Linked DNA regions of Homo sapiens: all the other regions are linked to region 3. The links are chromatin loops, found by intact Hi-C in ENCODE. Cell type or tissue: gastrocnemius medialis. All regions are shown on one strand. Region 1 overlaps LOC124901029 (a long non-coding RNA gene). Region 2 overlaps SPATA9 (spermatogenesis associated 9). Region 3 holds the start of RHOBTB3 (Rho related BTB domain containing 3).

What was found. Peaks named below come from ENCODE experiments on the same cell type or tissue, not always from the same donor. Only the 100,000 strongest peaks of a DNase experiment are listed, where the experiment ranks them.
Region 1: a loop joins it to region 3, with 4 times the contacts of the local background. A loop is called at or near these places in 18 of 110 quality-filtered maps.
Region 2: it touches region 3 in a loop (5-fold over the local background); 71 of 110 quality-filtered maps call a loop at or near these places.

What each region holds. Positions count from the first base shown.
Region 1 is chr5:95,840,169-95,848,168 of GRCh38, reverse strand. The region is part of intron 1 of LOC124901029 (a long non-coding RNA gene); the gene reads left to right. The region is part of intron 2 of LOC102724720 (a long non-coding RNA gene); the gene reads right to left. Among named protein-coding and RNA genes, the nearest start is that of LINC01554, 8.1 kb to the left of the region's middle. RefSeq lists enhancers at 1,056-1,105, 4,949-5,058, 5,069-5,188. In gastrocnemius medialis, a CTCF peak has its summit at 986 (motif pointing right); DNase peaks (open chromatin) are centred at 1,018, 4,168, 4,838, 6,068 and 2 weaker places; H3K4me3 peaks cover 2,662 bases; H3K27ac peaks cover 6,006 bases.
Region 2 is chr5:95,660,439-95,668,438 of GRCh38, reverse strand. It overlaps SPATA9 (spermatogenesis associated 9), which reads left to right. Exons shown (of 5, transcript NM_031952.4): 4 at 4,391-4,486. Among named protein-coding and RNA genes, the nearest start is that of RFESD, 18 kb to the right of the region's middle. In gastrocnemius medialis, a CTCF peak has its summit at 4,110; no DNase peak of the experiment used is centred here; H3K27ac peaks cover 299 bases.
Region 3 is chr5:95,726,019-95,734,018 of GRCh38, reverse strand. RHOBTB3 (Rho related BTB domain containing 3) reads right to left here and starts at 2,683. Exons shown (of 12, transcript NM_014899.4): 1 at 2,335-2,683; 2 at 1,935-2,160. The coding sequence starts at 2,336. It also overlaps a transcript of SPATA9 not described here. RefSeq lists silencers at 2,321-2,700, 2,761-2,890 and enhancers at 3,051-3,260, 5,916-6,085. In gastrocnemius medialis, a CTCF peak has its summit at 3,143; DNase peaks (open chromatin) are centred at 1,720, 2,138, 2,698 and 2,998; H3K4me3 peaks cover 3,726 bases; H3K27ac peaks cover 8,000 bases.

The DNA.
Region 1 (8,000 bases), 110 kb before region 3:
TCTGCAAACCATTTAAAGGTCATCACCTTGAGCTCTTTCAAGGGTAAATCATCTCCCAGAGTTTGAGAGGCACAGAGATGTACTGCAAAATCCATGACCATCATCTTCTTACCTTTTGGAAAGATTTAGTTTTGAGAAATAGAGGATATCGGATCAATTTGATAATTAAGAAAGTCGACTGAGCTGTGTAATGCAGTTTTTTGTTCCAAACAAGTAGGACCCAAAGTAATGTAATATGATTTTCATGTCACCAGTATAAACTAATACAAAGGCAATTTTAAAAGAGAAGTCCCCAAATTGTCTTGATCAGTGGTGGTTATATTGGCATAAAAGTACTGCCTCTGAAGATGACTCCTTTAGTGGTGATAATTTTTTGGATATGTTTTATTAGGTTTGTGGAAAAGCTCAGTATGACCACAGCATAAGCTATACCTCATATGTACCTCAAATTCGAACATATAGACAACTGCATGGCTTCCCTTGTTGACCATTCTAAGGGTTTGAAGGTAATACAGGTGGCAGAATAAGATTTTATTAGAAGAAAGAGTTCCATGGCTAAGAAAATGTTCAGCACAGGGCTAGTGTATCCTTGAGACTTTTCACAACACAAAGATTCTAAGATTCAATATTCCAAAAGATCTGTGGCAAACTGAATAATTTTCAGAAGTGAGTTTCCACTGAATTAGCCACATTCTTTCTCCTAATTCCTCTTGTAAATGATAGCAATCATTTACAGGCTAATATTAAGCATCTTATCACTGAGAACTCTATAATAAGTCTTCATTATGATGACACTGATATATTTGGAATAATTAGTAAAAGACTAAAAATTATGTCCAGTATAGTTTTTGCTTTAAAGCATATTTTAAATGGGATTGTTTTTGGAGAAAGGGAATCTCTGAAAGCGATTTAACTTAATATTTACCCATTTACACTTCACTGGGAAGATCATTGGTTCATCACATGCACTGTTCTTCACTGCCACTAGGTGGTGCTCCAGCCATAATGTCTCTTCCTGAGCCTCCAGAATCTGTTCACTACATACTGCCCTAGGGTAGGTCCCACTGAACATGGCTGGTCTTGCAAAAATCACATCCAGTGTGAGGTATGTTTCTAAGCTCCCTAAAGTTTACACATAACCCCAGACTGAGGATGACAGTAAAAAAGCCCGCTATTCAGGAAAGCAGAACTCGACCCACAGTGGAAAGAAAACAACTAAGGCAGGTGGGGTAGTAGAGACAAGCCCAGGCTTTTCCCCCTGATGGTGTCTTTAGTAGTAACCTAACCATCTACTGCAGTGGCTGGCCCAGTGACGCTGAAAGGTGAGGCTATGCAAACATCTTCCATGGCCTTCCAACTACCACAGCTTGGCCAACACGAGCACCAGGAAAAAAAGATCTGGGAGACGGACCAATTATGGGGACCTTAGGTCTGTGCCGCCCATCTGTGCCTGGTACCCATGCTTCATATCTATCCAGATTTTATTTGCTTTGGGCTAGCAGCTCACCATATGCCAGCACAGGCGACTTGCCCCAGGAGGGCAGACCTTTCCCTGGACTGTGAACAAAATTTATCTCCCCATTTCCTGAGTTCTTTCAGTTACATTCTGTACCTTACTAGTCAGTTTTGAGTCAGTTTCCAAAAGAAATGCATAGAGGTACAAGCTTCAAAGAAAGACAATCTCCATACGTGGTTCAGTGTACAAACACGGGCAGTGTGTGTGCATAGTCACAAACGCTAAGTGGCACAGAAAAAGAAGCAATCTGCATGAGTCAGGGTATTAAAAAGGCTTCACAGAAGATGTGGCACTTAAAAACAGGACTGCAATGTTGGGAGATGGAAAAGATCTTGGAGAACATCTGGTCTGAGGCTCTGAAATAGTTCATCTGAGTCTTTTTTTTGAGATGGAGTCTCTCTCTGTTGCCCAGGCTGGAGTGAAGTGGTGCAATCTCGGCTCACTGCAACCTCTACCTCCCGAGTTCAAGAGATTCTCCTGCCTCAGCCTCCTGAGTAGCTGGGACTACAGGTGCCCGCCACCACACCTGGCTAATTTTTGTATTTTTAGTAGAGACTAGGTTTTGCCAAGTTGGCCAGGCTGGTCTCGAACTCCTGACCTCAGGTCAGCCGCCCTCCATGGCCTCCCAAAGTGCCGGGATTACAGGCATGAACCACCAGGCCTGGCTGTTCATCTGAGTCTTAAAGGCTCATGAAGGTACCTCAAGAGCCATCCTTGAGGCCAACCAAGGAGGCTTCCAGGTCCCACCCACATTTTAATAGCAACAGTTTTATCTGTTTATTTATGGGGGTTCAGTGTAAGTTCTGTTTGAACAAAGAATTCTACTCCTTTTTTTAAAGTTGGAACCATTGATCTAGTCCAAGCTGCTCATTTTACAGATAAGATCACTGAAGCACATTGAGAACTTTCCCAATCTCACACATGGCTTGAATTGAAAAGGTAGGGAACATTTTGGATATGTAGAAGAAGGGTGATATGGTTTGGCTTTCTGTCCCCATCCAAATCTCATCTTGAATTATAATCCCTAAGTGTTGAGGGAGGAACCAGTGGGAGGTGATTGGATCATGGGCGTGGTTTCCCCCATGCTGTTCTTGTGATAGTGAGAGAGTTCTTATGAGATCTGATGGTTTAAAAATGTAGCACGTCCCCTTCCCTTGCTGTCTCTCTCTCTCCTCCCACCATGTAAGACACGCCTTGCTTCCCCCTTTGCCTTTCACCATGATTGTAAGTTTCCTGCAGCCTCTCCAGCCATGCTCAACTGTGAATCAATTAAACCTCTTTTTTTTTAATAAATTACCCAGTCTCAGGTATTCTTTATAGCAGTGTGAAAATGGACTAATACAAAGGGAGACCAGGGTGTCTGCAGGGAACAAGAAAGAACCACATCTCCATCTGACCCACAGGTTAGAAAAGCATGTTTGTCAAACTATATGAACCTAAAGGCAGTTTATATTTGCTGACCAAGTTCTATTCAGAGATATATATCCTCTTGCCAGAGACACAGACATGCAAACCATATTTACTACTTACTAAACCCCAAACCCATACTCATCAAACTTGAAAGGTAATAGAATACTAATTTCCATTGTCCAGATGACTCTTCTCCATCTTTTAACAAAGTTATTTCCTACTGTTTCTCAGAATGGCTCCCATGCAGTTAAGAAAAAGACAGTACTCCATGCTGGAGATGATAATCCAGGCTCGGCAGTGGATACACTGGCAGATGTTTAGCAAATTTTATATAAATCGATCTTATTGTAAAATGTTGATGCTTCCTCACCAGCTCCTGTTTCCTCCTTATTTTACAAAATGTGGAATTAATTTCAGACTAGAGCTTAAATCAAGCACCTGAGTTGGGAAGACCAAAAGTCAACACAGAGGCTAACCCTTGAAAAGAGCTGTGAAATCTATAATTCAGGTCACAAGGAGGACTCTGTTGCTTTTCCACTCTGCTGGTGAAGAGATAACAGAAGGTACCCTCTCAGTTTGCCATTGTATTTAGGTGAAAGATGCCCACCTCAAACCCACTCAAGCACAAAGAGAATTTACGAGCCCACGCAACGGGAAAATGCAGGGCTAGCTCACGCTCAGCTGGAGAAGGAGGAGCTCAAATGGTGTCAGGAGGAATCCATCTCTCCCTCTCGTTTCTGCTTTATCCTGTTGTCTTCATCCTCACTCAGGCTTTCTTGGAGAGAAGGCAAAACCCCAACAATTGCAGATATACAAACTCCAAGTCTCTGGCCCAGGGGCTCCAGGTATTGAGTTGCATCTCATTGGCTCAAATTGCCTCCCATACCGCTTCTTGGATATATTGCCTTGATCGCATGCCTAACCCTGGCACTAGGATTTGAGAATTTACCAGAGGTTACCTCCTGGTAGAACTGAGTCTTAAAAGAAGAACCTAAGCCAAGGGCTAAAAGTAGTGGAGGGGTGGCTCCCCAAGAAGAAAAGATAGATTCTGTTTCAGGAAGAAGGGATATTGAGCAGGTCAAACCACAGCGGTGTACTCCCTTCACCTGCTCAGCCCTGTGCCTCTCTGTGCTAATGGATAAGGCACACCTGATACCTTTGGAAGGCTCTAGAGTAGCTAAATCATAGATACTATTAGCCAAGCTAGCCTGCCCATTCAGTTGTGTTCATTGAACAAACATTTATTTATAGTAAGCTGCAAACTTAAACTGAGCCCATGCAGGGAGGTTTATTGGGTAAATCAACTTCCCAGAACTACTGCGTCAGGAATTGCCACAGGCTTCTTGTTGGCCAAGCCCCTGGGGCCACACTTCGAGTCTTGGCTGACTGTCAGCTACTATTTTTTTTTTTTTTTTTTTTTTTTTTTTTTGCCTTTCTGCAAGCCCCAGGTTCCAGGTTTTTTTTTTTTCTTTTTGCCTCTGGTTCCTAGGTGTTTTCTCTTCTCCTAACTTTGGCTAGGCACAGGACACATCTTTCCAGCTACTTCTGACACTCTCGAAAACAAGAAACAAGATTTTTTTCTTCATCAGGACTGGAGATTTACTGGGGACAGGGAAATCTTCGAGGATTCAGAAGACCTCCTGCTTCCTTAGGGTCATTATTCCTGATCATCACCCTTTTCCAGTTCTCAACCTTCATGGCATTTCTGCCTCCTCTTCTGTGGCTGAAGTGGGACTCACAAGCTCTCTCACTCCTGTGCACTGGCAGTGCCAGCTACCACTTACTAAGCACCTACTCTAGGCCAGGCCCTGTGGAAAACACATTATCAGTATATCATCTCAAATGCTCCTCCCCTCTCCTCTGCGGTGAGTCCTGTGACCCTCACCAAAGAGGAAACTGGAGGCCGGAGAGATTAAGTCACTTGCTTGCATTCTGTGGCCAGTGAGTGGCAGCCGAGGAACTGGGACTGGGTCTGCCTGGGACTGAAACCACGCTCTTCACCACCACACTGTAGTGCCTTCTGTGGGCCTCTACTTCAGGAAGCCCTTTTCCAACACGTGAGCCTGAAATCACAGAATGGTGAGAACAAACGAGGGTGCCTGGAACACTGCTCAGGAGCCCCCAAAGACTCAGGAAAGCCATTGGCACGCCTCATGACCACAAGGCTGAGTGATTTCAATCTCTATGTCTGACAACGCACCACCCCGCAACGGCATGCACGGAAGATTTATAATGGGTTTTCTTCATGTATCACCCCTGCTGGTATCAAACCAGAACCACCTCTATTTTATGTAGTGTTTCTCAACCATATTTTACTCATGTGCCCTTCTGATATGTGCAAAATTCTTACTATCACCATCCCAAATGCTGGGGTGGTCCCCAGGGATTTCTTTCCTCCCACTGTGATTTTTGCATTACTCCATCTCACCTACCAGTTCCTGTAGTTTGAATTACAAAATTCCCCTCCTTTATTTTCCACATATAAAATGTTTATGTAATATTAAATATCAGAATACATCTAGACATATTTAAAATATTAACGCCCCAGATCGCGTTGGCCCCAACCAATCAGAACTGCTGCTGGTCCTTGCCGCATGCTGCTGAACTGCAGCCTAGCATTAGCCCTGTGTATACTTCCAGGAGTCCTACAATACTTCCTGGGGGCACCTCTCCCACCACCACAACTGGGAATCCTGAGCTTGGATCTAGTGTTTCTGCTAATGTTGCTATAGAATTCAACTAGGTGAGGAAGAAACAAAAATGGAGATTGCATCATTCTCTTTCTCCTTTCTTTTATGGAAACCTTCCTCCCAACCAATTGCTTCATCATGTTGGGGTTGGCCTTGCTCTCAGTACAAGGGATGGAATAATCCAAGAGGAGTAACAACAGCCAGGTGTGTCACTGTGTGTCAGAATAATGCCCCATGTGCATTAAGTTGCTATCAAGGGGCATCACCCTTTCCTCATCTCAAACTCCGACTATGAGGATATCCAGCTGGTGTCTATATGGCAGCCACCCACTTGTTCCTCCTGAGGGAATTGCCTTTGGGTTTTCAGATCATGAGGAAATGAGGCAACTAGTTTCATAATTCCTGAATGTTGACCCAGTCCTGGAAGAAGTCAACGCCCAACTGGAACATTACTGCTCTTGCCTGTGTCAGAAGAGGAACAGGATGACATGGCAGGAATCTTAAAGTGCCTCCAACACCGCCTGTGAATCAGTACTCACAGGTCAGAGCCTTCAGGGTGATGTTGAAAGGCAGGAATACTGCTCAGCCCAGCAAAATAGCAGGGCCTAAAAAAGACGGGGCCAGAGTTGGGGGGAAGGAAAAAACAAATTAAGTGCATGTCGGACACCATCTGCTGATTCCCAAAACTAATAGGAAGGTCTTTGCAAGGATTGCCATTCTCTACTGGAAGATTCAGAGGAGAAAAAAAAAACTGTGCAACAAATGCTATATTTTTGTTCACAAACATAAGGTATATTCAATTCAATCCAATTTTATGGAGAGCCTCTGGGTCAGACTGCAGGGCATGTAAAGGTGCATTCTCTTCATCTCTCCACTAATGCACATAAGGGGAGCTTAGTCCAGAAATTTCTGGGATTCAGAGGAGGGAAAAAAACTGAAATATCAACCCTTGAGATATTTTTAGTATCACCTCAAATCTCCAATGCCTTGGCTGGGGAAACCCCAAAGTTCCCCAATATTAGCAATTCCCCAGGATTTCAACTCTCTGGGTCCTCTGACCTCAAGCTCCTGAGTACCCCCCAGGTACCTCTGAGCTCTCCAAAAGAAAACACTCACACAGAAAGGAAAGTCATGTTGGAAACTCCAATAACAGGAGACTGGTTGAATGTATGAGGGTACATTCACAAAATGGAATTGTGAGTAGCATTCTAAAAATGAGTTAGGGGTACATCTGCTCAAGGTCAATTGTGAAGTGACCAGGGCTGGGGTGGAACAGCAGCAGAAATGATACTGTTTAAGAAAAAATACATGAAGGGCATCCCCAGAAGGAGAAACGAGAAACTGGTAACAGTGGTTGCTTTTGGGGAGAGGAACTGAAGCTAGGGGTCAGGAATGAGAGGAAGTACACATTTCTATAGGAGTTTTTGTAACAATAAATCACAGCTACTTTAAAAATTTTCCAAGGAGGAATTGGGGTAAGAGAAGCCATCACATGTAAACTTTGGGGAACCAGGTTCAACTTCACTGAAGATGCCCTAGAGGAGGAACAGAAGAGCTTTAGATCCATATCCCACAGAAAATGCTAGTTATTGCTGGTTCCAAAGTTCCTTTTAGAACACCTGCTACCAGGATCTCCTCCCCTGGCTTTCCTGCATCACCCCTTTGGCTCTGTTGGGTTTTTTCATGCCATACACCAGACTTTAATTCTACCCTCTTCTTCAAAGCCACTGGATGGAAACGCCCTCCCTCAATGATCTGCTTAAACCAACAAATCTATATAGGTCGTGTGAATCACTCCACTACCCTAGAGCATAAGAATTGCCACATTTTGGCCGGGCGCGGTAGCTCATGCCTGTAATCCCAGCACTTTGGGAGGCTGAGGTGGGCGGATCATGAGGTCAAGGGATGGAGACCACCCTGGGCAACGTGGTGAAACCCCGTCTCTACCCAAAATACAAAAATTAGCTGGGCGTGGTGGCGGGTGCCTGTAGTCCCAGCTACTCAGGAGGCTGAGGCAAGACAATCACTTGAACTCAGGAGGCGGAGATTGCAGTGAGCCCAGATCACACCAGCCTGGCGACAGAGTGAGACTCTGTCTCAAAAAAAAAAAAAAAAAAAAAAAACACAATTGCCACATTTCTTAATTTCTCTAAAGAAAATTAAATCTGGCCCAGACCCCAATCACCTTGTGCTTATCCCTCCCTTGGGAAGATCAAAGAAGTCTAGAGTCCTAGAGTTTCCACCATTCAGGAACATTGGGCAGGGGCCTTTAGTGCAGCATGGTAGCCAGTGAGCTGCTTATTGTCCAGGTCCCCAGGACGATGCCCCCATCTGCAGGCTCCTCTGGTGGCCCCCACCATCTCCAGGTCAGACGAGGTCTTTGG
Region 2 (8,000 bases), 66 kb after region 3:
AACATGTTTTTTAAGTGAATCATAAAGTTGAAAAATGGCTACTTGCCAGGAGCCACATATATTTTGGAGGAAATATATTTTCTTGTTACAGGAATAAAAAGTAATTATTAAAAGCATTAAAATATTTAAATATGACCCTTAAACAATATAAAGATTAATTATTCAGAAGCATACCATATATCAAGTACATAATTTATTTTGAAACTAATCAGCTTTAATTACTTTTAGGTGAAGGACAAAACCTGAGAAAGAAAGATGTAATAAAACAGAAAGAGTAATTTCTCATGTAGACACCCGTACTAGTCCATTCTTGCACTTCTATAAAGAAATACCTGAGTCTGGGTAATTTATAAAGAAAAGAGGTTTAATTGGCTCATGGTTCTGTAGGCTGTATAGGAAGCATGGCAGCATCAGCTTCTGGGGAGGCCTCAGGGAACTTACAATCAAGGTGGAAGGCAAAGGGGAAACCAGCACTTCACATGGCTGGAACAGGAGGAAGAGAGAGAGGTGGGAGAGGCCATACACTTTTATACAACTAGATATCATGAGAATTCACTATCCTGAAGACAGCACCAAGGGGGGATGGTGTTAAACCATGAGAAACTGCCCCCATGATCCAATGACCTCCCACCAGACCCACCTCCAGTATTTGGGATTACCTTTCAACATGAGATTTGGTGGGGACACAGATCCAACCCATACAACACAACTTTTATTTTTATTGTATATGGCCTACCAATGATTGAACATGGACCTCCCACTGTGAATTCATATATTCACAAGCTTAAGAACCTTTTCACTCTGCTAGGAGGTATATCTGCTTTTCTTCCTCCTAGAGAGTCTGCTCTCTACTTGTATATTTGTCTCCGTGTAGCCTAAAAGTGGGATTCAAAGGCATGCTATCAATTTGATTCTTTCTAGAGAGAAAAAGCAGCAGCTGCTTCATTTCCTGGAAACTCTTTCCAGAAGCCAGGAATTCTGGGAAATGCTGCAGGTGACCTATGGAGGGAGTGGGCAGAAACTTTCCCTACCTATCCCTACATCTAGGAGTTAGTACGGCCCGAAGAGAAAGGAGGAAGAAAGAAAACAGCCTTTCCCCAACCCCCAGCACCCCCACCCCCCCACTCTTAGCTACTAGGCTAGATCCTATTCTTGGTTTCCTTGTTCTGTAAATCACTTAAGAGGGAAGAAGGAAATTGCAGTGGGCATTTTTGTTCTGCATTCAGTAGTGGCAGCACTAAGCGAACACTGAGCATACTAGAACAGGATGTACACATATTTTAATAATTTCATTTACAAAATACCATATGTACTTTCAACCTAACATAGAAAATATAGAAAACAAGAAAGAATTTAATTTCTCTGAACCTGTGTTCTTATTTCATAGGTTTGTTAGAGGATAAAATGAGAGAATGCAAGGAAAGCCAGTAGAATAGAACCTAGCATGTAATGAGTGTTCTACAAATGTTAACTATACAAAGCCACATAACTAAATCATAACAGCAATTAAACTTTTGGTGCATTTCTGTCCAAACTTCTTTCTATGCAATGTTAATTGTGTTTAATCATAAAAACATGGGATGTAGAATTTTTAAGCTTTATACTGAAGTATACAGAATAGTGCACAAATTAAGTGTATAGCTCCATAAATTTTCATAGATTGAACACATCTTGGTAAGCAGCACTCAAGAAATCTCATGATGCTGCTGCCTTACAGTCACTAATTCTCACCCTTGCTAGGATAATTGTTTCCTTTTCTTCCAACAGCATAGTTTGGCTTGTTTTTGTATGTTATATAAATGGAATCAATCATACTTGTTATGCTTACTATTTTGAACCTTGATCTTTCTCTATTATTATTACTATTATTAATATTCCCTCTCTAATAAGGGACTATTAATGTCCCTTAATACTACCCATGCACAGACATTTTACTAAAAATTTTACAAGCATTTTCTTATTTTTACAGCAAATCTATGAGATAAACATTAGCTATTATTCTCAATTTGGAGATGAGGGAAACAAAGCTTAGAGGAAAGAATTAATTTGTCCAAGATTTCATTACTCAAGAACTCTGGGGCTAGAAATTAACTACATCTATTTACTCCAGAGTCCATCCCTGTAATGCAGTCCTTTACCACTCTTCATGAGCAGTAGTGTATCCCAAGGCAGCGTAGCTTAATGATCAGGTTAACAACTTGGGCCCTGGAGTACTATTTCCAGTTTAAACCTCACTTTGCTACTTATCAGCTATATTACCAGGGGCAAGTTGCCTACTTTTCTTTTTTCTGCTTTCCAGTTGTGGAATGAGGATAATAATAATACCAACTTCATAGGATTGTTTTAAGAATTAAATGTGAATACTTATAAAGTACATTGAACAGGACCTGGTAGACAGTGCCATGTAAGTGTTCGTTCAACAAAAAGTTATCACGTGTTCTTCAGAAGTACCTTTTATTTATTTATTTTGAGATGGAGTTTTGCTCTTGTTGCCCAGGCTGGAGTGCAATGGCATGATTTCAGCTCACTGCAACCTCTGCCTCCCAGATTCAAGCGATTGTCCTGCCTCAGCCTCCCAAGTAGCTGGGATTACAGGCATGCGCCACCAGGCCTGGCTAATTTTTGTATTTTTAGTAGAGATGGGGTTTCACCATGTTGATCAGGCTGGTCTCCTGACCTCAGGTGATCCACCTGCCTTGGTCTCCCAAAGGGCTGGGATTACAGGTGTGAGCCACTGTGTCCGGCCCAGAAATACCTTTTAAAAGGCTGCATACTATTCACAATAGCCTGGATATAGAATCAACCTACGTGTCCAACCACAGGTGAATGGATAAAGAAAATGTGGTTTATATACACAATTGAATACTATTTAACCATTAAAAAGAATTCTGTCATTTGTGATGGCAAGGATGAATCTGGAGATCACATTAAATGAAATAAGCCAGGCACAGAAAGACAAGTACCACATGATCTCACCCACACGTGAAATTTTAACAACTACAACAACAAAAAGTTGGTACATAGAAGCAGAGAGGAGAACAGTGGTTACCAGAGACTAGGTAGGGAAAGGGGAAAAGGGAAGGATGGTGAGAGGTTGTTAAATGGGTACAAAATTACAATTAGATAGGCAGAATAAATTCTGGTGTTCTACTGCGCAGTAGGGTGACTACGGTTAACAGTAAAATATTATGTATTACAAAATAGCTAGAAGAGAGGATCTTTTAATGTTCTCACCACAAAGAAATGATAAATGCACAATGTGATACAGATGCTAACTACCCTGATTGGATCATTATATAACATAGACTTCTATGGGAACATCAAATTGTACTCCTTAAATATGTACCATTACAATGTGTCAATTAAAAATACATAAAAGGTTTGAAAAAATAAAAAGATTGCATAATATACCACTGAGTGGATATAACATAATTTTCCTAACTATTCTGGAATCATTGTTTTAGTTTTTTCAATGTTATAACTCTTTAATCAACGATCATTGTTTTAGTTTTTTCAATGTTATAACTCTTTAATGAACGTTGTCTAATGAACATTATGTGCATGTTTTTACCATGCATTTATATGATTTTATCAGCTACAGCCTGTACCTTTTGGAAGTTCATCGAAGCCATTAAGTTGCTTGGCTCTTACTTCAGAGGAGCCTGGCTAACTGTCACTTCACTGCTGAATGGAAAGGGAATGTATTTCCTAAAGTCCTCATTTCATACCCTGCTCAAGGCAACAAAGGTGGCCCATGAGACAGTATAACTAAGTATGTTAAGCTGATATGTTTCAGGCCGGTACACCTACTGCCAGAAACTAGAAACACAGGAGAGGCAACTTCATTATTGGTGTTAAACTTCTCTGTGTTTCATAAGAGCCTGTTGCATATGAGCACAGAACATTTTCTGAAGCTTAATGATCATCTAAGGTTAATGCTCGCCTTCAGCAGTCTCATGATTAACATTTCCAAGCAGGTCATTAATCTCTAGGAAAAGCTTATTATTTTGATTGCTGTTTACTTAATTGAGGTTGTGAATAATTAGTAAAGAATGATTACATGAATTTTAACAAAGGAAAGACTGTTTTTCTAATATGCACAGCAGCACCTCCTAGTGTGCACAGTTGGTAATTGGCAAAAATTAGTCATTTAGATCGCAGAAATGCAAGATTTTTATAGATTTGTCACAGGTTTTGATTAGCACAAGAAACTGTCTTCTTGTTAAAAAAGGAAAAATAATTTTCACAATGTGAAAAAGCCCAGATAGCTCTAAAGTAGATGACTTTCTTTAGAAAAAAATAAATTCTCATTTTACAGTAACATTGTACAATATGACATTGAAACACTGAAAATGTTTGTTTATTAAGAAAATCTTTTCTGTTTTTGCAGGTCAGAAAGGGTTCTTTGTTTGAAATCATCTCCTTTCCAGCAAAGACTGCTTTAACTAGCATAATATATGCTTCATATGCAGCACTAATTTATTTGGTAAGTTAAGAAAATTATTAGAATCTAGAAATAAATCTACTTATTTTGTGTAATGTTAATAATACTGTGCAATAGTATACTGTACAATATTTAATGTTACCATTCACAGTCTCGTTACACAAAACAATTTTATATTAAAAATTTCCTTTTCTGATGAGCCAGGTCAATCCACCAAAACCCAGTTTGCTTAAATAACTAAAATTTTATTTTCATAAAGTTTATTACCACTTGAATATTTTTGGTCAAGAATTTTTAGTTTTACTGTTATTTAGCTACAGTTGTTTTTTTCAGCCATTGTACCATGGTTGGCTAAAGTTCAGTATTCTAACATTTGGGGTTTCTCACTTTGGGGAACGCAGGTATTAGTGTATTTTGGATTACAAGTGCTGTGCATGAGAAAAATATAAAAGATTTTTTAATTATAAGGGTTTTATTTTCTATTAATAGCCACTTAAAAAAACTGTAACACACAAAAAGGAAAGTGTACAGCTTAATGAATTATCACAAAATCTATTAAGCTCTATACTACCCAGGTCAAGAAACAAAACATTACCATAATTCCAGAAGCCTCTTTCTTGCCCCTCACAATCACTACCCTTTCCTATACAGGATATCACTATTTTGACTTGTAATACTACTGATAGTTTGACTGCTTGAATTCTATATAAATAAAGTCATATAGTATGTATTCTTTTGTGTTTGTCTTTTGCCCAACACTGTTTTAAGATCATTCACTGCCTGTAGCAGTAGTTTGTTCATTTTCACTGCTGTGTAGTATTCAACTGATTGACTGTATCAACATTTATTTATCCATTCTACTGCTGATGGACATTTGGATTATTTCATTTTGGCTACTATGAATAAGGTTGCTATAAATATTCCTGTACATATCTTTTGGTGAAACTGCTAGGCCATAAGGTATGCATGTGCTGATACCTAGTAGATATTGCCAAAGAGTTTTCTAAAATGGTTTTTTAACAATTAACACAAATCTCAGTTTTAAGTCCAAGTTGCTCCACATCATTACTGACAGTATTGTCAATCTTTTCCATTTTAGCCATTTTTGTGGGCATGTAGTATAATCACATTGTGGTTTTAATTTGCATCACATTGTGGTTTTAATTTGCATCTCCTTGGCTATTAATGAGATTGAGTACCTCTGCATATATTAGTTGGACATTTGGATATCCTCTTTGTTAATTTCTGTTAAAATCTCTTCTTGCTTTTCTATTGAGAGATGTCTTTCTTAAAACAATTTTTGATTTTTACTTTAAAAAACATATTCTAGGAGCCTGTCCTTTTTTGATTATATATGGACAAATTTCTTCTCTTACTCCGTGACTTGCCTTTTCATTCTTTTAATAATGTCTTTTAAGGAAGAAATTCTTAGCCAGGCATGGTGGTGTGTGCCTATAATCCCTGCTACTCAGGAGGCTGACGGGGGAGGCTGAAGCAGGAGGATACCTTGAGCCCAGGAGTTTGAGACCAGCTTGGGCAAAATAGTGAGATCCAGTCTTAAAATAAATAAAAGCATATCATAATTTTAATGTCATCCAATTTATTAATCTTTTCCTTTATCTTACGTGCTTTCTGTGTCAAAGAGAATCTTGACTTACACCTAAGGTCATGAAAATATTCTCCTGTTGTATTCTAGAAGCTTTGTTAGTTTACCTTTCACGTTTAGATTTATAATCCATCTGGAACTAATATGAGGTAAGAGTCAAATTTTTCCCCATGAGTATCCAATTAATCTATTTTTTCTTTAAAAAAAGCCCTTTTTCTATTGTCCTAGAATACTCTTTTTTGCATAAATCAAGTGTCCTTTATGTGTAGGTCTGTTTATGGATTCTCTGTTCTATTCAGTTGGTCTATTTGTCTATTCTTGTACCAATTGAGCACTGTATTAATTACAGGAGCTTTATATCTTAATAACTGGGAGAATAAGTCCTCTTTCCGGTTCATGAATATAATATATCCTTCTACTTATTTTGATATTCTTTAATTTCTTTTAATCATTTTTATGTTTTTTTGTTAGCATTCTTACACATTTGTTAATATATCAAAACATACAAGAAGTCCCAATTAAGAGCCAAGCAGGTGTGTGCATGTGTGTGTGTATGTGTGTGTATGTAAGTTGACTAGATAGTTCTAAAATATATAGGGAAGTGCATAGGGTCAAGAATAGCTAAATATCCTTGAAAAAAGGTAGAACTTACTTTTAAACATATTAATTCAGTTTTTTAAAAACTAAATTTATCAACTATTTTGCCACTGTTTTAAATTTTCAAGAAGTGCTCAATATTTTAAATGTGAATCTTATACAAAATTGGCATTCAACTAAGCTAGGATGTAAATACATTGCACAAAATGAACAGGATGACATGTCTATGGGGAAATAAAAACTAGACTAACACAAAAATTAGATTTCAATTTCTCAAAGGCTGTTGAAATCATCTCACACAATTTATCACGCCATGAACTTTATAAGCAGGTAATAGAAACAAATTTTTGGTGATCTGATAATTGGTCATATATGTATCTAAGGCCTGGGAGAGGTCAGGTTACAATTTTGGTTTTGAAAGCAATATATATGTTAGATGTTAATGTCCTACGAGTGGAACCATATCAAGAGAAAAGACAGGTAAGTCAACAGAAATATGAAGAACAGCAATATTTAAGTGAGCTAAAAAAGAATCCATTTGGGAGACAAGAAGCAACAATCAGAAAGGCAGAAAGAAAATCAGGAGAAATAGTGCCAAGGAAATAGACTCAGGATGTTGTGAGTAGTTAAGTGTCAAATACAAGCAGAAAAAGTCAAGTAAAATGAAGATTTGAAGTGTCCATTAGATATAGTAGTAAAGATGTCAAGGTTAACCATCTCAAAAATGATTTCAGCGGCATAACTGGATAAGGAAGACAGAAATAAGCAGGTTTCAGAGTGAACAGAAGGTAATAACGTGGAAACAGACTCTGGTTTGACTAAGAAGACAGAGTGTGTAGCAGTCAATAGAGAAGCAGATTCCCAGAGATTTTTAATTTTTAAATATTAGGATGGAAGATACTCAAGTATGTTATAAATTGCAGGGGAAGATCCAGTCAAGAGTAAAGAGGCTGAAGAGACAAGGAATAATTGATAGAGAAGATGGTAGGATGTAGGTTAAAAACAAAGATAGAAGGATACTGACCTTGATCAAGACCGTTCATTCCTGAGACTGGGAAAAAGGTGGTTAGAATGTGCACAAATATAATTTTTTGTTGGTGAGGGAGGAGAGAATGTTTCAAATAGGATAGAACTTTCCAACCTTTTTTGCAACATGAATTCACAGAGAATGATCATATTTTGGATAAATGGATGAGGCTGTTTACAGCTAAAGGTCATGACTTTAAAGGTTTCTAGTGCTGGGTCTGGATACATAAAAGTGCAAGTAACAAAGGATATCTGAATGACAGTATCTTAATCGATAAAGATACTTAAATATCTTAATTATAAGTTGGGAGTTAGGCAATTCCCAGG
Region 3 (8,000 bases):
GCACAGCTTTAGGAGGCATATTATTTTATAGATAGGGAAAATAAGGCTGAGAGAAGGTAAGTGATTTAACAAGGACACACAGACCTGAAATGGCAATGTGGGAATCTGAAATCAGATCCTTTTGATATCAAAGGCTATGCTCTATCTGCTCTGCTATATTTAATATTCTGGTTCCGTACATACGTCAAATAACAGTTGATTAATGCAATCAGCTTTAGAATCTCTGATGGGCTTTACTTACCACCAAGTGAAGAAAAGCACCTTATAAAGAGCAACTCTAGAAATGGAATCTCATATCTGAAGATCATTATAACCTAGAAAATTGTACCTGGTTACAAACTTGGTGCCTTAAATAGGGCCAGAGTCTAACCAAACAAAAAGTTATTAGCAAGATAAACCATAACAACCAGCATATGGCAAAAATCCGTACTATAGAGGTTTATTTTCTCCATTTGGAAGATTTCATTTTACTAGACAAAGTGTATGGGATCACAAGCATTACTGTTTGCAAAATTAACAGTATAAACAGGAAAGTGTTAACAGCTCAAATTAAATACGGGAAAGCAATCCTAACATCCTAATGTAGCTAGTTTTATTTTCCCTACATTTACTCGATTCGCTAAACATTTATTCAACTGCATGTTGAACCGTCATGTTTTTAGGCTGTAAGATCTTTCACAACGAAAGATCCCAAGTAAAAGAAGTGTTTCATTTGCCTGCATAGACTCTGACCAGTAAGTTCTCCATCAATACTTCTTATGAACAGCATCATCACTATCATAACTAGGGGTTTAATAGTATCTCTTAATTGAAAAGGCCTGTTTTTTATTTTACCAAATTAACATAACTTTCTTCTTTAACTGAAAACTTACACGAGCGAGTGATCTTTTCGTTCTGTTATGTGGAACTTTGCATAAGAAATTTTTCCAAGTATATTCTACACATTTTTTAGAATGGCGTGATACTTTCCTATAGTCCTAATTCAGTTTTTTTAATATTGCTGTTTAAATGTGAAATCTTACACAACGATAATTTGTATCTTTTCAGGCACTAAACTTTCTTCTGTTATTAAATGTAACATTTAGCTGAAACATACGTAACTCCAATATCAGTAAAGAATCAAAGATTTTCAAATAAGACTAAAGGAAAACATTCAAACATAATGTTATTGTATGCTGAAAATATTTATATGTGTCAGAAAGTAAGTTCCTTTCTCCCTTAATCAAACACTCAAGAATCGGACTATAATTTATCCACTTCACTACTATTTTGTTCAATTATTACAAATTTTAATTTTTTAAAAGTTTTCCAAACAACATTAGTAATGTTATTTCTGATTTATGAGTCACTAAGACAAATGGCTAACACATAAAGAGTATTTGCATTATTAAAATTAAGTTTTCAGAGATCAATTAATAGTGCTATAAATGAGTCATTTAAAATTAACTCCCAGTCCCTGTCTTTTCCTCCGCTTTCCAGAGGAACTATTTCTGAACTGTCCCAGTGAAAAGTATTTTTGCCTGTGTTGAGCTTTGAGAGGGATGTATTTTTAGAACACCAATATTACACTATCACCCATAGGGTAGACATAAAAAAACACTGCTTTTTGCTGATGAAACTTAGTGACCCCGTCCCTTGGAGTTGGCACATTCAACTGTCTGCTGCCTACCAAGGGTCAACCCACAGTCGTGAAGTGTACCAGTAAGTGCTCCACATTCCCACTGGGGCCTTCTATCTTCCTAAGAGTGTTCTCTGACAGGGCTGTTCCCTGCCCAGTGAAACAAAGGACCAAAGATTTTCTCAAAAATGTTTAAAAATTTGACCCATGTAACGCGGACACTCCACACTCACGGAAGTGGGCAGAAGGGGGAGGGGGAAAAAAAAGGAAAGAAAAGCTTCTTCAGCCTCAGCGCGGAGCAGCTGCTCTTCCTTACCCAGACGGGACAGTCGTGGACCACCAGCTTGACATTCCCAAACGCACTGGCCTGATACTCGGTGAACACCGGACGCGCGACCGTGCTGGCCGCGTTCAGCAACAAGCTGCTCTCGTCCCCGGAGACCAGAGGGCTTCTCCCCAGGTAAGTGCGGATAAGCCCCGACGGCCGGTTGTCCTGGTGGAATGTGTCCCCCTCGTTCCCCAGCGCCACGATGTGGATGGACCTGCACGGACAGAGGGGGCGAGGGGAGAAGGGAAGCACGGTCAGCGCGCGGGTCTCTCCTCGGAACAGGAAGTGCGGGGGACAGCGCGCGGCGAGGATGGGCACCAGCCCCTGTCCCTGGGGCGCACGGCACGCGCTGGAGAGAGACAATGGCAGGACGGCGGCGCGTACGTACATGATCTCAAATCCAAGGGCAGGGCGGCGACTCGGAGAAAAGCAGCGGCTCACGGCTTCGCGGGGCCCCCGGGCGGCGAGTTCACCCGCAATCCGCTCATCCCCGGCCGCGTCCCCCTCGCGCGCCTCCACCGCGGCGGGGCCGACGCAGAGCGGGGCCGGGGCCGCGCCAGCCAGCGAGCGAGCCGGGGACCAGGGCGGGCTAGCGGGCGGGGGATAAGCTGCCGCTACTCAGGGAGTGCCCGGGAACATCGCCGGGCGCGGGACCGCCGCACAGCCCCAAGTGGACGCAGCTGACCGCAGTCCCCTCTCCGCCGCGCCTCCTCGGCTGGCAGCTGTCGCCTCCTGCTGCCGCTGCCGCTGCTCCTCCTCCTCTAAGCAGAGAAGGGGGGTCGGGGAGATCGGGGCCTCCGCCCCCTCAGCGGACCGGGCGCAGCACGTGCCAGCCCCGGGGGTCGGGCGGATGCGGGGGACGCGCTCCCCGCGGAGGCCCCGGGAGCTCCGGTGGCGGCGGCTGGACACAAAGGAGCCGCCCGCGCGGGGCGCCGCGGAATATAAATTAATAAATACAACGCCCCAGCCCGAGAGCTCCCAGCCGCCAATCCGCCTGCAGCAAGTTTGTTCAACTCGCAAGGCCGTAACCAGAGCCAGGAAAGGGGGGTGGGGCGATGGGGCCCCCGCTCACTCCGGACTGGAAAAAGGAGGTTAGGGAAGCTAGGGATTCCAGCCCGAGTGCCGCCCCAGCAACCCGATTTCCCCCCCTCTTGGCCTTGACCGAAAGTGCTTTACCACGTCTGCCGCTTTCTCATTTGTCAACATGCGCTACAGCTGTTTTCTAAAATCATACTTGTGAGAAAAAATAAAGGCAACATTCATGCTGCTGCAGAAAGAGTTCTTTGTTCACACACCAATTAATTTGCTAATGTCGCCTTGGGGGGATTATTTACTATTTCAAGCTATATTTAGCGTATTTTACCGAAAACTTCAGGATTTTAAATGCTGGGATTTTTAGTGTGATCGTTTTTAAAGGAAGTTATGTATGGGGGTTTAACGTGTTGGTAAGTTAAATGCCAGTTTACTTGGAGATTTTTCTGTACACGTTATGGCCACATATTTAATAATAGCTCCGCAGACCAACTGAAAACATAATCACGTAAATGCAAAGATACTTTAGATTCTTTCATAATAATGCACTGAAGTAAAGGCTATGAATATCCCTAACGTGCTTCAAACTACCTCGATACAAACGAACACTGGGATCCACTTACTAACACCAAAATGGGCCAGGGATTACTCTGGGGTTAGACTCCTCCATACAGTATTAAAATTCTAACCAGTACCTTACTCTGTGTTGAAAAGAGTTCTTGCTTATCCTTTTATCTGTTTATTTTTCCCTTCTGTAAAATTGGACTGTTTCTTTTCTCAGCTGAGCTATTTTGAGGGTATGAAAGAGGGGGTATTGAGTAGGGCAGTAAAAAAACTAGGGCAACAGCTTTTTATTATGGGCCCTTATTGCTCGGTTGAAAGTAGTTTAATAGTTTCTCGTGCTCAGAGAGGATATAATGGGAGATATTCTTTATGTGGTCACTGTTTTTTTTTTTAATCTAATTTCCCTTTGCATTTTCTACGATTTCTCTTTGAGTCTCTAGAACCTAAACCATCCTTAAAAATTCCAGCATGCAAGATCACTTTTTCTCTTGGGTTAATAGAAAATATATTTTCTCATCAGTCTTTTCCGGAAACCCATAAGTCAAAAACAAAGACACTAGAATGGATGAATGGATAAAGAAAATGTGGTATACACATGTAATGGATGATTAGCGTTTAAAAAAGAAGAAAATTCCTTCATAAACTACAACATGGATGAACCTTGAGGACCTTGTGCTAAGTGGAATCAGCCAGTTGCAAATCACAAAAAGTGATTCCATTTATATGAAGTATCTAAAGTAGTCAAACTCTTAGAAACAGAAAGTAGAATCATGGTTACCAGGGGCTGGGGAGAGGGGAAAAGGGGGCGTTGTTCAACAGGTATAGTGTTTCAGGTTTGCAGGAAGAAAAAGTTACAGAGATCTGTTGCATGAGGTGCATATATAGTTCGTACTATACTGAACTATAGAACTGAACGCTAGAACATTGTTAACTAAACACTAGAGCGTGTACTGAACACTAGAACATGATTAACATGGTAACTATTGTTATATTTTATGACAATATAAAAATATTAATACAAAAATGAAACAAAAATAGACACCAAAGTTGCTGACAACTTGGAAGTGTCAGAAAGGGAGAAAGTATTCATTTTTTCCTTAGTTACTCAATAGGTGAGCCAAGCCTGTGCTGGGTAGGCATAGGAGATCCCAAGGTACATAAGACTTGGTCATTGACCTTAAGAAGCTAAAGCAATTTGTTACCAGAAAGGGGTCCCAATCCTGACTCCAAAAGAGAGTTCTTGGACCTCCAGCGAAGAATTCAGGGCAAGTCCATAAAGTGAAAGCCAGTTTATTAAGAAAGTAAAGGAATAAAATAATGGCTACTCCATAGGCAGAGCAGTGTCATGGGCTGCTCGACTGAGTATACTTATAGTTATTTCTTGATTATATGCTAAACAAGGGGTGGATTATTCATGAGTTTTTCTGGAAAGGGTGGGCATTTCCCAGAACTGAGAGTTCCTCTGCTTTTTAGACCATATAGGGTAACTTCCTGACATTGCCGTGACATTTGTAGACTCATTGTGCTGGTGGAGTGTCTTTTAGCATGCTAGTGCATTATAATTAGCATATAATGAGCAGTGAGGTTGACCAGAGGTCACTGTCACCACCATCTTGGTTTTGGTGGGTTTTGGCCGGCTTCTTTACGGCATTCTGTTTTATCAGCAAGGTCTTTGTGACCTGTATCCTGTGCTGACCTCCTATCTCATCCTGTGGCTAAGAATGCCTAACCTCCTAGGAATGCAGCCCAGTAGGTTTCAGCCTTAGTGTACCCAGCCTCTACTCAAGATGGAGTCATTCTGGTTCAGACCCCTCTGACATATTAATTAGTTTGTGAATATTAGCACACTCAATCCTTTTGAAAACATTCTAGTTCCTAGACCTAGGCCTAGGCAGTCAGTAAAAGAGATAGGTACAAAGGCAGTCAGTAAAAGAGATAGGTACAAAGTAAAAGATAAGTTCAGTGAATGTTAGGAAGAGATCTGTGCTTTCTGTGTCAGAAGTTCATAAAGAAAGTAAACATTGTCTTAGGTCTTAATAGATTAAGAATTTGTTAGATTTGGAAGAAGAGGAGGTTAGAAGGGAAGGAGTATTTCAAAGAACTGGACAGACATCACATGCAAAGGTATAAAGAAATGGAAGATCATGGCTTGTCTTAGGAACAGCAAGAGATGAAGTTAGTGCTGGCATGAAGGTTTCTATATTAAAGCAGGCAGAAAAAAGAGTGGTGGAGGCTTCCCAAGAGATTTCTGGAGTCATACCTGGTGATACTTAAGCTACAAATTGAGTATCTGGTACAAAGCCTGGCTACATACTCACCAAACCTGTTTTCTCTTCCAAGATAGCTAAATGACGTTTCTCAACTTTTGTGCATATAGGTAGGGCCACATGATTAGTTCTCATCAACGGAATATGATCCCTGCTGAGCAGTAGAGAAGTGTGTCTCTCCATTCTCTTTTATCTTCCTGTCTCAACCACATGAAGTCAGGTCAACCTTGAAGCCAGGTGTTTGAAGCTATTAGCACTGCAGTGTGGAACCAGTCCTTGAATGACTAGTTACAGCAGAGCCTCCTCACAGAATGCATTGTACTGTGATTTGAGTGATAAATAGATATTCAGTGAGTTGAGCCAGACATTTTGAGGTCAATTATTACAGCAGTTAGTGTTATTTATCTTGGCTAAAAGAATATCACAGATGGTCCATTTCCTGATATCCTAAAGATCTTTTCATAATTTTCTTATGACCACTTTTTTAAAGTTATTTCCCTTGTATTTTAAATTTTTATTTGGTTTATGTATTTGCAGTTTCTCTCATCAGCACATTTAAAAAATTTTATTTTACCAGTGTTAACAGAACAGATATCACATGTCCTCCAACCTCAAGGTCACTGGGGAACACACAGGAAGGGCTTCCAACCCAAACAATATTTTTTTCCTATTTTAGTGGCTGAAATGCCACCATTTCATATTTACTCTATTAGATGTTTTTATCCCTAAATAAGATGTAGCATAAAGTACAGTAAGGACATGTAAAGTAATTCAGTGGGCTATTACTAGTCCCCAAATTGTGAATATTCATATACCAGTTTTTGAAAAACGTGTTGGTTCCTTAACAGCTGGAGAGGAAGTAAGCATTGGTGAGGGCAGGCCTAGAGATCTCGGCTTGGCAGAAGATTTTTTCCAACTATGTTTTAAGGAAAACTAGGTTTGCATAGAAGAATCTTCAAATCAGCTTGAGGAGGTGGCAGAAAAAGAGTAAGCAGTGAGATCTGAACTCTGACAAAGGCATCTTAAAGCCAATCAGAGCAGTCTTATTGCTGTCTTTTAAAAAAATATTAAAGTTTCATATTCATTTTCATTAAAAAGATGGGTTTTCTAAGGTTAAAAACAAACGCAATTTTTAAGACTACTTATCTAGAGCCAGAGTCTTCAAGGTGGGGTACAGAAGATGATCCCTGAAATTCCAGAATAAACTTCTAATCACACACATTATTTTTTACTGAAAAAAAAAAGGGGGGAAACGAAATTAAGCTTTACTACTAGTTAATGTTGGGATTGATGCTGGTACCCCAGGTTGACCAGTAAGTGGGCAGATACAAGGAGTGTTGGGGGCATGGCAGCAATAGGATACACAGTGAGGGGCAGCGGGAGGGCTGCCTCCTTTGTTCACTTTCAATATATTGCCACATGTTGCAGTTTCTGTTTCTAAGGAGACTTATGAATGATATTTAAGTAAACTACTGTTACAGCAGGAACCAAGGGAGACAGTGTTAAAAATGCAAGCACAAGCAAAAACCCCCAGCCAAGCTGATGTTTCTGATACTCTTTGGGAGCCACATTGCAAGGTAAAAAACCGACGACTAATCAGATTTGCCAAGAAGTTGACCAAAATAATGGATTATAAAGAACACTGTTTTAAGTATGAATTTACAACCATTCTTGCTAACATTGATTTCACCCTAAGTGCATATTATAGTTAATAGACAATGATATTCTGAACTGATTACAATTAGCTAGCAACTTAAAAACTAAACACCAAAGTATTGAAGGCGAATTCAATAAAGTTTCTAGCATGTTTAAGTAGTGTACTATATACAAGTCAATACTTCCAAGAAAAGTCACCAAGAATAAATGCTACAAAGTCTCTTCTGAGCTGTCTTAAAAATGAAAGTCAAAAAGCAACACACTCTTAGTTTTCTTCTTGCCAAGATAAAAATATCTAAAATAATACATAGAACGCAAATGGAAAAAAACAACTGCATTCCTTTGTTAGCAAATACCTTGAGAATATTCACATGAAGTTTTGCTAAAATTCCAGTCATAAGTATTTGAACAAGTTAAACAATGTGGGAAGTTTACTATAAGGTTAAACTGAAAGCACAGATGTTTTTAATATGTTCCACTTTATGGTATTTGAGAAATTCTGTTTCAGTGTAGTATTTACTACATTGTGTTCCAA